Linked DNA regions of Homo sapiens: region 1 is linked to region 2. The links are chromatin loops, found by intact Hi-C in ENCODE. Cell type or tissue: heart right ventricle. All regions are shown on one strand. Each heading gives the region's core, and the rest is flanking DNA. Links, peaks and the distances in the headings are about the cores only. Region 1 overlaps LOC105379168 (a long non-coding RNA gene). Region 2 overlaps ISOC1 (isochorismatase domain containing 1).

Evidence for each region. Hi-C counts contacts between places; a loop is a spot of excess contacts. Peaks named below come from ENCODE experiments on the same cell type or tissue, not always from the same donor. Only the 100,000 strongest peaks of a DNase experiment are listed, where the experiment ranks them.
Region 1: a loop joins it to region 2, with 2.5 times the contacts of the local background. A loop is called at or near these places in 32 of 110 quality-filtered maps.

The regions. Positions count from the first base shown.
Region 1 is chr5:128,900,974-128,908,415 of GRCh38, forward strand. All of the region lies in intron 6 of LOC105379168 (a long non-coding RNA gene), which reads left to right. Among named protein-coding and RNA genes, the nearest start is that of SLC27A6, 61 kb to the right of the region's middle. In heart right ventricle, for the core only: a CTCF peak has its summit at 4,742 (motif pointing right); no DNase peak of the experiment used is centred there.
Region 2 is chr5:129,110,029-129,117,470 of GRCh38, forward strand. It overlaps ISOC1 (isochorismatase domain containing 1), which reads left to right. Exons shown (of 5, transcript NM_016048.2): 5 at 2,827-4,000. The coding sequence ends at 2,973. Among named protein-coding and RNA genes, the nearest start is that of MIR4633, 16 kb to the left of the region's middle. In heart right ventricle, for the core only: a CTCF peak has its summit at 4,055 (motif pointing right); no DNase peak of the experiment used is centred there.

The DNA.
Region 1 (7,442 bases), core at 3,322-5,821, 210 kb before region 2:
TATGTTACCTGTCTTTAAATTTAAATTAGGTTTCAGGTTGAAAGTATTCATTCCCCATAATTCTCACACTTTTCTAAATAAGACTAACAGAAACTACCAAACCCACCTTAGCTTATTTTAACACAAGTATTTAATAATATTTTGTAAAAAATGAAGAATCTGGAACAAATGTAAATCATGACAGGGTGTCTTAGGTAACTGGCAGAAACTGGTACAGTTCTGGGCAAACCGAGATGTAGAGTGTTCTGGTTATTGATTGCTAGGTATGAAACTATACCAAAAAGTAGTGGTTTACAACAACTCACTCATTATATCTCATGGTTTTGTGCGTTGGGAATTCAGGCAGTGCTCAGCTGAGAGGTTTTTCCACTGCATGTGGCATCCACTGTGGTCACGTGGTAGTATTCAGTTGGCAGCCACTCTGGTTTGGAGGGTCCACATGGATTCACTCTTATTCCTGTTTCCTGGGGCTACCTTTCTTCCTCCCCCTCCAACGTAGCCTCTGGGCTTCTCCACACATTCTCTTCCTCAGGTTAGTCAGATTTCTTACTGCCCTGGCCCAGGGCTCCCAGAGACTAAAGTGAAATGTGTCAATCCTTTTTAGGCTAGACCTAGAACTAGCTCAGTGTCGCGTCTGTAATATTCCTTGATCACAGCAGTCAAAGACTGGCCCAGATTCAAGGGGAAGGGACATTGTGCTCAGCTTCAATGGGAGAAGTGTCAAAGAATTTGCAGCCATCTTTTAAAAAACCACATATTGTCACAAGAGGCTCAGGTTAACATCAGAATATGGGTGCACAGCCGTTCACTTACTGTTAAACCAAATAGTATCAATTGTTTATCCTTACTCAAAGATGGCAACACTAATTATAAATGGTGAGTTTCATCGCAATATAAATATTTTACCTATTAATCAATAGCTGTTAGCTATTAATATAGCTACAAATAGTGATTAGCATCATCTATGTGCAAAACACTGGCACTGTACTAATTGCTATAGAGTAAAAATATGAACCAAAGCTCCTAGCTCCAGAGCCAAGAATTTAGTGAGAAGATAATCATGCTCAAACAAGCACAAAAACAAAGGAATGGTATTCACAGGGATGGTTACCATCCAGTCCTCATTCAAGAGTATGTGCAGGCATGCTTATGATCGTAGGAACACTGAAAATTAAAACAACTTAAGATGAATACATAAATATCACGGCCATATGACATTTTATATCCTTCATTGTTAATCTTCCAAAGCATTCAGCTGTGGTAATATTATTTAATAATCGACCACATAATTTTAGGACTAGTTAATGTTTTTATTTAAGAACCTTCTATTTATTCTTAAAATTAAAGTCTTCTATAACTTTAGAGGGATAAAGATATAATTTGTAAAATGTGGCATTAATAAAGTTGGACTTACAGAGCTGAAAGAACAAATGTATTGTGTTAAGAGATAAAGCCACTTGTCTGCCAGACACATGAAATCCTATAGAGACTTCTCACACAAGTCAGGCACACACACACAAGCATGCAAATGCACATACACACACAGAACATTGTAGGTGTTCTCATTGTGACTTTGGCTTATGATTATCCCTATATGCAAAAAAAAAAAAAGGCCGGCCTCAAAAAGAAAAAATGGAAAAAGCCAACGTTATCTGCTCTAAGAAAGAACTGGTCTGACTCTATGCAGCTAGATAGTAGCCCTACAGAAAGAAATCTCTAAAAAAGCATTAGCTTTAAATCTTTAAGGAATTATGAGATTTTTGTCCCTCCAAGAAATGCATCAAAAATTGGAAAACAGTGTAGAATAGGACCAGAAGGTAAAAGAAGAGAGACACTACTAAATGGATTCTATCTCAGGAAAGTTAAGGTTGAAAGCCAGAATCTCAAATGGCAAAAGGTAACCCGGCAATTCATTCTAGAGTTTCCAATAATAATAAAACCATCTTAGGCCCCTCCTAAAAAAATTGTCAAGGGTCATCTATGCCGATTAACTTGGAAGAATACTAAGTGAAGGTGTTACAATGTGGTTCTCACTTCACATTTTCAGTGTATTTATCTTTTACTTGACTCAAAGCAGATTACAGCAGAAATATCACTTGACAGAGATTGCAAAAATAGCCCATTTTTTTCTTTCTCTTTCTTTCTGAGGGTTGAAATATTTCTAGCTAGTGCCGCAAAATTGTTCCCACTACTCTGCTTGGCATGAGGAAAGAGATAGACATGGGATAAATTATGGGCTTATCAGTAACCAAAAATGGAGTTGGTATTACAAATTCATCTAACTTATTTTGCATATTTGGTATTCCTGGTTGGTAGTTATTGTTGTAATTATTATTTAGATGTGTAGTTTTTTGTTTTATTTTAAAATTATCTTCATTGTTATAAAAACAATCAATTTTATTTTTAGAAAAAAGATGGGTAAAAAATGATAAAAGTAATTCACCATCTAGAGATAATTCTGTATATATTTTTTCTGTTTTCTAGTCTTTTGAAAATCTACATATGCATGTATAGGATCATATGTGTAGTGTATATAACTGTATGTAACTACACTGAAATAAATAGGGGAGGGTTAGAGTTCAACATCAAACACGCTTAACATTAGGCCATGTGGGGTTCAAAAGAACTTGTACATCAAGTAGATCTGAGTGGAGATGGCCAGACACTGAGAGGTGTCTTCGATTGAGTTGCAAGAAAAACAATGCAGAAGTAGAAGTATGTGTGAAGGAGTTTAACTGGAGGTAGGTGGGGCTGCTGCTCCTCTCCTTTCACCTATACAGAGTTGGGGAAGCAGGATTGGGTAGACAGGGAAGCAGAACTGAGAGGTGTTTGCAACAGAGATCACAGTCGATCCAGCGGGGAGGTTGGAGCTGAATAGTCCATCAGGGGACCAGGCTTCAAAAAGAAGGAATTTGTTTTTTATTTTGGAGGGAATGTCTTGACGTGCCCCATCTATTAGGCTTCTAAAATCTTAACTTAGATGTATTGCATCCTCAAAATTTTGTAAGATTTATTTCCTACCTAATAGAGTCCTCCCATTCATATGCTACTTTTTGAGATCGAATATTTTAAAAAAGAAACATATAGGGTGCAAGCTGTCTTTTAATAAAGGCCCCCAGAAGGAATCACTCAACACTTATGCTTCCTTTTCATGGGCTAGAACTTAGTCATATAGCCATGTCTAGAAGGCTGGGAAATGCACTCTTCATTCTGGGCACTGAGTGTGCAAGTGAATGTTGGGATTTCTGTTACTTCTAACAGACAAGGAGTGAAGAGTAGATATAGGAGGCCCGCTGGCCATCTCTGCCATAAACACTGAAATCTGTTTAAATTGAAACCAAGGTTAAACAACGGGTAGTTACCATTATAGAACCAAACGTAAATGTAATACCTTTTGACAATATAAAAATACTGTCTAGTAGATGACATAAGATTGGTCTGTAAGATGCACCATGTAGCAATCCATTGCAAAATAAAAATGATGAGGCCGTGTGTGGTAGCTTATGCCTGTAATCCCAGCACTTTGGGAGACCAAGGTGGGAGGATCACTTGAGGCCAGAAGTTCAAGACCAGCCTGGTCAACACAGAGAGACCTCATCTCCTGGACAACATAGAGAGACCTCATCACCACATACACACATATATTTTTTTTTAAATTTTTTTTGTTATACTTTAAGTTCTGGGATACATGTGCAGAATGTGCAGGTTTGTTACATAGGTATACATGTGCCATGGTGGTCTGCTGCGCCCATCAACCCATCATCTACATTAGGTATTTCTCCTAATGCTATCCCTCCCCTAGCCCCCCACTGCCCGACAGGCCCCAGTGACACACACAATATTTTAAAGTGGTGGATCTGGGGTCAGGTGTGAGCAGGAACACAGAGCGCTATATAGATGAGTAGACTTAACTTAAATGTCTTGCTTTGTATGTTGAACTAAGGGAAAATTATGTGAATCTGAAGGAATGACTCTGTAAGATGGTTCAAGTAAACAAGGAGTCTTGCACAATTTTGACCTCTTGATGGCTTCTCCCAGACTTTTGGTTTGCTGGCCAACTTTTCTTTCAGATGGAGGCAAAGGTTAAATCTGTGACTAGGTGTTACCATAAAGCAATCTCTCAAACATTTTTTCTCTTAAGACAAATGTGTCATAATGACATACCATAGGAGATGTTCTTTAACACTCCAGGAGACAAGGGAGTTACTTTCCAAGATAGATTAATTCGCTTTCTTGGGAAGCTTCCCCTCAGGAATCCTATTCTTCCAAGTACACTGCTCATAATTACCCAGGCAACCAGTCCATTCAAGTCATGTAGGGCTAAATAGTACAAAAGTGGACTGGGGAAGAGTGAAAACTATCATTGTGTATCTTGTATAACATATAGAAAGCAATTAAACAAGAATGAAAGACAAGATCTGCCTAAGTAGAGAAAGAGGTTGAGTTGGGTATTACACGATATTGAGATTAAGCTTAAAATTATGTATTGTGCATTGTGAAAAAAATTTATGTATTGTGAAGTAATTTTTAAACAGTCAAGCTGATAAAGTCTTTATTTTCATAATTTACACTTTTAAGTTGCTTTATACAATGTTAATTTAATTCAAAGGTATTTAATCTTAAAGATCAGTTATAAAGCATACTTTTCTCTCCCAGGACACAGATGTGGTCAACTAAGAACGTGGGTAGTAGTCATTAATACAGTCAAATAATAACACTTTTCTCCTGTACCACAAGATGGCAGCACATGCAAGGGTGCCTATTTACAGTAATCATTTGTGTATAGTTTTAATGTCTCTGGGTTTTGGATGATTTAAAGGGTAGCCTTCTACCTTCTAGAATATAAGTAGTTTATATTATTGCTTTTTTGTTGTTGCTTATTATTATTGCTTATTTTGTTGTTGTTCATCTTCTTAAGTTCAAGAGCAACACGTATTTTTCCCTCTATAATATCAGATCAAAATTTGTTCTTTTACAAATTAAGCTACCTGGTCGGGGGGGGAAAAAACCTATTTACTTTTAGGCCCATGAGAGGATATATCCTTCCTCACAAATGTTATTTGACCTCTCTTTCGATTTAGACTCACAAGAGAAATAATCTCAAATTGCTGTTCCCTCTATAAAGTTCTTCCCCTAGATTTCACATTGCTTTTTCAAGTTTCATAGGTATCTGCTCAATTCATTTCTATGAAGACCTCCATGATTGCCCTGTAAAAAAAAAAAAAAAGACATCATAACACCATTTGTACCTCTAGTATTCCTCTCCCTCCCTGATTCTAATTTATTATTGTCAACCAATCTACCATACCTTTACTTATTTATTTGTTTATTGTTCTCCCCTAGTAATATGTAAGCTTTGCAAGAGAAAGGATTTTGTCAGGCTTGTTCATGGTTGTATCCCCAACTTCCAGAATAGTGCCTGCACTTGGTGGGTATTCACTAAACATGTGTTGAAAGTATGTATTGCCATAAAGGTTGGAACAATTGAAATAATTGTAGCAAGATGGTAGGTGTATTTAAACAGAACAAGTGTCATAAATAAAAGAGCTCTAACCTAAGGATGGAGAGGTAGAAGTTCTCATTCCTGTTCTACGCGACTACTAAGGACCCTCATGCTGCCATTCAAACTTCGTGGTATTTGGGTTCTATTTAGTCAATATGGATAATAATATCACTTTTACTCATATCCTGACATAGATGTGAAGCTCTGGTTATGTAAATTAAGCAAATATGAATAATAAAATTATTTCTTTAATTTTTAATGATTTGAGATCACAGAGAATGAAGCTAGTTCTTTCCCTTCAATAGCGGCCATGATTTTCCAAACATTCCTAACCTCTAATAAAGAAAACTTCCCAAGGTACACAAGGCCTCTCTTTTCTCTCTCAATCAAATATCATAATTCTTGCTTGAGGTTCTGTAAGTTATCTCCTTGAATCTTATTGGTTTTTATTAGACATACTGGCAAATACAGAGCAAATGTACAACACAAAAAAATTTCACAGGCACAAACTCGTGACTGACATTTCTCCTGGTGAAGAACTTACATAAATGAAGTGGGAAAATATTTTAAGAAATTAATGCATATACTGTCTCCTACCTTATGATATAACTGCTTACTGATCTCAAACTTGGCAGCTCAAAGAAAGAGTGTCATCTGCTTGAGGAATAGTTTACAGTAGGAGAAAATCATGCCACTTTTTTCAGCTTTTAAGATCAAGGAAGATCATTGTCTATTAAATAAAAAAATAGTGGAGATATGACATGATTAGAAAAAACAGGTTTATATTTCTGTTCATAGACTAGACAAAATAATTCTGACCTGAAACAGAAGAGGGAGAATTGTCCAAAGGTAGAGGAAAGTGAAGTGCATCATGCCTTACAAGCTACCTTTTGATTTGGAGTGGAAATTCTGCCAGCCAAATCTCAAATAGAATATGTCACATTTAATTATATCACCCTTTTGTCTCATTCTAGCTTTTTTGCACTTGAAAGCACTCACAGATCATCTTTTTGCTATTAAATGTCTTGACTGACTTAGAATCAACTAGATCAAAGTGATTCAGAGGTTAAATATATTAATATCCATGTCATCTTGGACAACTCATTTATCATAGTCTCAATTTTCTAACGTGGAAATTAAATCGATTTATTCTTAGGCAAAATGTGTATATATCTGTGTAAGAAAATATGCTCATATACTAGATCGATCTCCAGCATTCTCTCTCTTCTTTTGTCATTCTATATCTGCTTCTTTATTCTTAATAACATGCTCTAGATGCCTCCTATCCAAAGCAATCTCCACATTACTCAGATGCCTCCAAACTATTTCCCCTTCTCATCATGAATTTATTCAGAAGAATAGTCTATACCTACTACCTTCATTGTCTCCCTTTCTTCATCCCTAATTTTCCATAATTCCTTTGTAAAATCTCACCAGCAATATCACAACTGCCAAATCTGAGGAACTGTTCTCAGTCCTCATCTTACTTGACCTTTTGTTGCAAATGAAATTGAATTTTAATTTTACCTTGCAGATCTCTGCTTGGGTCTATGACATGTCTTTGTCCTAGCTGTCAATAGGCCTCTCTGAGCACATTTTCTCCCATTCTTTTGCTTGCTTCTCTTTTTGCACTTGTTTCTCTTAAAAGTTGGTGTCTCCCAGGGTTCTAGCTTCCAGTCTTAACCCACTTCTTTTGTTCCATACACCCTCCCCACCCCAAACCCAGGATAATCTTGTGGTCTTCACCCATAATATATGTATTAGTGACTCCCAATTCATTCTCACAGTCCTGGCCATTCTTTCTGGTTCCCTGTAGATAGACCTCCTTTGCTGGTTACTCTTCTTTTCTCTGACTGTTCAATATTGGAGAACCACAGGGCTTAGTCATTGGACTTTCTTTCCAGTTATATTCCCTCCCTTGGTTATCTAATTAGTCTAA
Region 2 (7,442 bases), core at 3,105-5,604:
AGTGCATGAAGAATAAGAGAATAAAATCCTCTCTTGACCTTGATGTCCTTGTACTTCCGGGGAGTTTTAGTGTTGCTTGGAAATCTAATGGGTTTAGTCTTTTTCCCCCCTCTCTGAGGCTTTCATGACTTAGTGCACATGCATTTTTTAGGTTTGTGGGTCAGAGCAATCCTTCTTTTCCTTTGGCCTAGTTGGATTAGTTTTGCAAGTGTAAGGGGAGAACTTCAGAAGTCTAATGCACATGTACCTGTGTGCATTAAATGGCTGGAGTTTTAACTGCCCCTTTTTAAGCCAGGAGAGAAAGTGGACTTGGGACCAGCATTGTCAGGATGGTGGGCAGGGACTTGCTAGGTATGTCTGGAAAGCTCCTGCTGTTCTTTCTCTGCTCAGGCACGTTCTTTGGTTGGGAAAGGGCAGGCATTGTGGGAATGGCTAAGAGCCAGATTGAAAACCATTGCATTTGCTAAGCTACACCTTTCCCTAACACAGGTTCCTGGCTAGATGATTTTAAAACCCAGTCAGTGTTGGCCACATTTCAATCTTGAAGCAAAGTGATAGTGTATGGGTGTCACTTTCCTAAAATGTATTTCTGTGATGTACACTTCCCACTCTGCCCCTGCTATGGCCACCTGAGTCTCAGCATCACTGAGGCTTGTTAGGCTCAGGTCAGTAGAGCACTAGGGAGTGCTGGGCATTGTAGACAGGCTTCTTGTAGCGTCACCAGATTCCTTCCTTAGACCTGGGAACAGATTTATCTTTCCTGTCTCACTAAGGAACTGGGGAGATTATCGAGAACTAACCTTTATTGGCACATTGGAGTATACAGTGTAAAGCACTCTCACAGACATTGAAAGCCTGTGATTTAGTCCTTGATTCAGACTGAATCATTGCAAGTCCATTGATTCAACAGTGAGCAGTAAGGAAGGCAGGGCTGAGCAGGGCAGGCAGCTGGTGATGGGGAGAGCTGGACATGAATGACTTGACATTCAGTGCTGTTTTCACACAACTGGACTGCAGCTTATCATATTTATTATCTGCCTTTCTGTCTGAAGCAAGCACACGATCTTTTCATATTTTTGAATGGTTTTGATATGATTAATCAGCTGACTATAAAGCAAGGAGGAGGAAATTAGGGCTTCCAGAAGTCTTAAAAAAATACTCAGAGATAACTCACCCCTGGTGTGTGTCTGAGCTTATGGCCTTACTCCAGGCCCCCAACCCCCCCATAAATAGCTGCTGTTTTTGTTTTGTTTTATTTTGTTTTTTTTAAAAAATTGCTGCAAAGTTCTGGTTAGCTGCTCTGCACCCTTTTCTGTACTGGTCATTAAGGTCCAAGCTTGCTTTCTGACAAGTAGGTTATGGCTTATACTCCCTTATACTTCATTACGGATAAAAATAAAGAGTCTGCCAGTGGAAAGGTTCAGTCTGCTGATGTACAGCCATTGAAGGAAGACTGACTTACACTCTGCAAGGATATTTTGGCTATGCAAGGGCTTCCTGGGTTTTTGCCTCTGACTTACCTAGGAATTGTTTCCAACCACTTCCTCTTTCATGCTTTTTACATATATGCTTTTTGTGATAACAGTTTGTGTCTTTTTTTTCCCTGGGATTTCTGATAACACATAAATCCAGAGAATGAATCTGTGCTATAGAATTCTTCTATTTTCCTCCTTTCCTCTCTCTACCCTTTACCCCCGACTTTCTGTTCTTTGCTCTCTTCCTTCCCTTCTTTCCCCTTTGCCTTCTCCTTTCTGTCTCTCTTTTCCTCCTTGAGCTTTCTGTCCTTAGTATTATGATTCCACTGGGGCAGTTTGGCAAGGATATTCTTTGACCTGTCAGTGAAACTTTACACAACCTTGAATTTTACACTCTTGTTTAGTGGTATTAAAATGTTCATGATGGCAGCAGTAGTGGTGGTTCTCTTATCATCCAGGGAGTCTCCTGACACAGAGAGAGCTCTTTTAGCACCAGTCATTTCTAGACAAGGGAACTGTTAATTATAGGAAGGACTCATATGCTATAGGTCAGATGTTTGGGTGCAGTAAAAAGAAATTAAGAACCATCATTTTAATTCTTATAGTAGTTTTAATCCAATTAAACAATTTATATGAAATTTGATAGTAAATTACTAATGTAATGTTCTAGCAGCTACAATTATATCTGTAGTACAGCTAATGGAGCTTTAAAATATTACGCTCCCCTCGATTTTTAAAACATGAAGAGCTACAAAATGCCAGGGGTGCCAGGCATAAGTATTAATATGCATCACGATCTCATGTATTATCAGTTAAACTACAGAGGGGGAAAAGTGGACAGAGGCACCTTTTAAAAAATCTCAGTAGTAGAAATAGAAATAAAAGTTTAATAAATTTAGAAGTCACAAGCAGCCCTCATTTGAGTCAATGAATGAGTAAGACATGAAGCACAAACCTGCCAGGAGTGTTCAGGAAATAGCAGCAACTAAATGTCCAGATGTTCAGTGATGGGCACGTAGTAACAACCATTCCTTTTCTCTCTCTCATCTCATGTTTTACAGTCATTTGCCTTGATGACTTTCCTGTTCTGGGCACATATATGTCATAACTTTGGCTACCTGTTCCCTTTTACTCGTTCTACTCCATTTTACTAATATTAAGAATAATCATATTGACTTTGTGGTATGCCTGGTCTTGAAATCCATCCCCATCACTGAACTTGATGGTATGGCTGGGAACCACGGTTTCAGTAGAGGACACTAATTATTGCATCCCAGCATAGTGTTACTCTTCTGAAATAGTGTTCATTCTCATGCTTATTTCTTGATTTGCCTTTATCTTTTTGTTCAAGCGTCTCGCTCGAACCGGGATCATAGTGACCACGAGTGAGGCTGTTCTGCTTCAGCTGGTAGCTGATAAGGACCATCCAAAATTCAAGGAAATTCAGAATCTAATTAAGGCGAGTGCTCCAGAGTCGGGTCTGCTTTCCAAAGTATAGGACATTTGAAGAACTGGTATGCTACTCACTGGTGAAGGACAGTCAGGTGAAGGACTGTAAGCCCACACAAGCTCTTCTTATCTCTACTAGAATTAAAATGTTAAGTCAAAAACGGCTCCTTTTTTGCGCCTCCTAGTGAAACTTAACCAGCTAGACCATTTGAGTACCAGCATTTAGTTACAAACGTCAAAGGCTTCCGGTGCTGCTTACCTTCCTTTTTTGTTAATGTGCTTTTATTTATTAAAAAAAATTACAATGAAGATGCCTGTTTTGTCTCTACTGTGTACTCTGATCGTATCTTTCCAAAGTGCAGACTCTTGTGAAGTTTTCTTAAATTGTTCACTTTAAAGAAAATGACGTACCAACAATGATTTGGCTTTTATATTACTGTAAGATGTTATAATGTTAATGTGGATGTAGTGCTTTTACTTTACAGATTGATTGGAATAAGATTATTGCATATGAATTTACCCACAGGACTCTGAATCATGTTACCCACTCCCCTCACAATGTTGTCCACTTAGTGAGTTGCATTGATCTATCCGTACCAAATGATGTTGAATAATTACATATCTTTCTTGACTATACTGATTTCTTATTTTGGTCACTATTACTAAATCTCTGTTAATATTCTCTCTTTTAACTGAAAAGGGATGGGATAGAAGGGTTTGCAATGCCATATTATTGGTGGAGGGCTGTTTTAACATCTTTGAAGTATGGCTTGCTGAATATCTTTACCAACATCTTGAATATATATTCTAGTGTCCACAAGATTTAGCAAAAAGATAAAGCTTGGGTGGAATATCATTTTAAAATGTTCATGTTCTGTTCTATATTTTCTTCACCTACTCTCCAAATATTGTAATGCAAAAAGTCTCAGTAATGATTTGGTAGTATTAATTTTGTGGTCATTGTTTCTCTTCGATAAATTTATTTTCATTAAATACTTGTTAGAGGGTTTTGAAATGTTTTTCAAATATGTGAAATGTGAAACTGCTGTCTTTTATATTAAAGTAATTAAAGAAAATGTATTGTGATTGAAATTATTTTGTCCTCCACAAGATGGCTCTATGAGTATTCTTCCAGGGATTCTAATATTTATTTAAGGTAATAAAATCTTGACATTTATAATCTTTCAACTCATGGGAGTTTTCAAAGAAGGAAAATCCTTTGTACGTAGGGGCAGATGGATTTTACTAAAGGGTGAAAGGCCTTCTTCATTAAGAGCAGATTTTTTTTATTTTTCCTATTGGCAGTGGTAACAAATAGCAACCTGGTGTGTTTAAATACTTTTTTCCAACCATTTGTGTGTCAAAAAAGAAGAATCAAAGATTTCTGCACCTTTAAAAAGTTTTTATTAAATTTAACCTAGTGCTTCTCAAACTTTAATATGAATGCAAATTATTTGAGGATCTTGTTAAAATGCTGATGCTGACTCAGTAGGTCTGTTGTGCAGCCTGAGGTGACATTTTGCATTTCCAAGGTGACATTTCGCATTTCCAAAAATTGGGCATTTTCCACCAGTGCTGTTCAGAAAGGACCATATTTGAAATAGCGAGAATTTAACTCCAGACAACTGTTTTCCTCCACTGCACCCAAACCTTTCAGGGCTCAGTGAAATACCAGTACAGTGAAGCCTTTTCACAGGTGAAACTAATTCTGTGACGTCAGCTTCGTTTCCCCTGCCTTCCATAACAAACTATTATACCACAAACAGTGTCGTAAAACAACGGCACAAGTGTATTCTCGCAGTTCTGTAGGTTAGAATTCTGAAATGAGTCTTAGTGGGCTAAGATCAAGGTATCAGCAGGGCCGTGTTCTTTTCCGGAGGCTGTACGGAAGAAACTGTTTCCTTGCTGCTCTGTGCTTCTAGCATTCACCCATGTTTTTTTTTTGTTTTTTTTTTTTTTGGTTTTTTTTTTGGCTTTTTTGACCCCATTTCTACCTCTTCTAAGCCAATGAAGGTGTATCTGTTTTTTCTTATGTCACATCTGTCTGACTCACTCTTCTGTCTTTCTCATTCTGACTTAAGAGCTCATGTGCTTTAAGGTCATCTGATCAGAACCTTATTCCATCTGCAACCTAAGTTTTCTTTTGCTGTGTAACAACATATTCACAGGTTCCAGGGTTTACAACATTAACATCTCTGGTGGCCACTCTGTATAACACAGACACCGCCATGTGATTTAGTATTTTATTTCATTTTGTCATTTGTCATATTTCCATCTTTCCTGCTATATTATAAGCTCTCTGGAAGCAGAGACCGTGAATTATATATAGTCATTCTGGAAACATTTTGAAAACCCACTAAGTTCTAAACATTGTGCTTTGTGCTTAGGATAAAAAGATGCCCCTAGGAAACTTATGCTATGGCACAAAATCAGATACAATTCTCAGTAAATGTGAATTGAATTAAATTATATCAGAGGTCCAGGAATGTCAATATAATACTAAAGTTCAGAATAACTGTGAATTCTGCCTTCTCTCTTTTTTTGTACATCATGCCAAGCAGGTCACTGACAAGGCTTTATTATTACAAGAAAACCAAATTGATTATAATACATTATGCCTTAAAATTGGAAGCATCTGTAACTTTGTAGGATAATGAAATTCTTTCAACTGATGTAAATAGAGAACTTGACTACATAAGCAAAAGAGTAGTCATTGTGTTGAATTGCAAGGGTATGGGAGCAGGAGCAAGAGGATTCACTTATTGAAATGCTAAAACATCTGTAGAAACTTATTCTAAAATTAAAAGTGATAACTTATTCCAATCAGGAAACAAAATATCCTGTTACATCCGTTAAAGTAATACATTTCTCAACGTGGAATATATTCCCTCTCTAAAAGTTGATGTTTGTGTAAATATGACTTTAGAACTGGGTGGAACTATAAAGATCATGATCTCAAAGGTCCATTTCAGCTCCCAAATTCTAAAATGGTTTTATTTTACAGACACAGTTAGTGAGGCCCAGAAATAAATGACTTTTCCAAAGTTGCACAGCAGGATGAGAACTGAGGTTACTTAATTCCCTGTCCTGTTCTTTCTTACATTAAGTGATAATGCTAAGGATTATCAAAGAGAGAGGAACAATAAATATATACAAAAGAGTATGCATTTTATAATTTCTGTAACAATAATTTTGATTGGCAAAGCTAATGGGATATACTCTTGCTACTAATTAATAACTTTCCCTGGCTGTAACCTTAAATCTAGTCTTATTTCTTCCTTGATGATTTTCTCTAAAGCACATTTCCTAACTAATTTGGGGAAATGGCTAAAATATATGAAAATTAGTCATTTTCATTATTAATTTTGAATTAATTTTCCCACATCATTAAATTGATTAGTGCTTCCTTAGTCCTCTATAGAGCATTCTTTCACCATGTAAACTTTGATTTAAAATATTTTAAAAATCATTAAGCTACCATAATGAGATTTATCAATTACCTAGATATGATTGAACTGAGTTTTTTAAATATGTGGAGTTGGCTTTCAGAATTTTTATGTCATATTGCTTTCCTTTAAGTTGTTCCTAAGTTTTACTTACTGTACCTTAACAGTAGACCATCTTATCAAGAAACCTTATTTCTGGAAGACAGGCTCCTTGATATACGGTAAGAGAGTAGTTCTTAAATGTTCATGCACACACACACACACACACACACACACACACACACACCTGTGAGATGATGGATATGTTAATTAGCTTTGCTGTGGCAATTATTTTACAGTATATATCATATATCAAAACAGCACACACCCTAAATATTTGCAGTGTTTGTCAATTATTTCTCAGTAATGCTGGAAAAAAATTCAGCATTGCATTTATATACTTAAAGATTTTTGACCTGCAGTATGTAAACCTATTAATTCCTATTGGAGAGATTATAATCTTGATTTGCTTGCTATAGGAAACAATTCTGAAATGGACCCCAAGAGTCCCACTTCTCTGGTATACACACACCTCCTCCCGATTATGCAATCAAATGCTAATCTAGGTACCTAGGTAACAGGTGTGGAGAGTTTTTGCTGAGGTAATTAAGGTCTCAAAGCAGTTTACCTTAAAATAGGGAGACTAGCTTGGTAGTCCTAAGCTAATCAGCTGAGCCTTTAAAAGGGACTGGGCTCTAGCTGGCGAAAGAGATTCTAAGAGTGAGAGGTCTCCGGCAGGAGAGAGATTCTCCCTTGCTGACTTTGAAGATGTAAGAGACCACATGGTAAAGATGTGAGGATCCTATCATTTGGAAGCAGGCCTTTGCCAGCAAGGAAGCAGGGACCTAAGTCGTACAACCACCATCACTTAATTCAGCAAACAATGTGAAGGAGCTTGAAAAAGAGATTCTTCCCCAGAGCCACCAGATAGAAGTGAGGTCTGGCTGACATCTTGATTTCCGCCTGTAAGACTCTGAGCAGAGAATCGCCATGCTGTGCCTGTACTTCCGACCTACAGAACCATGAGGTAATC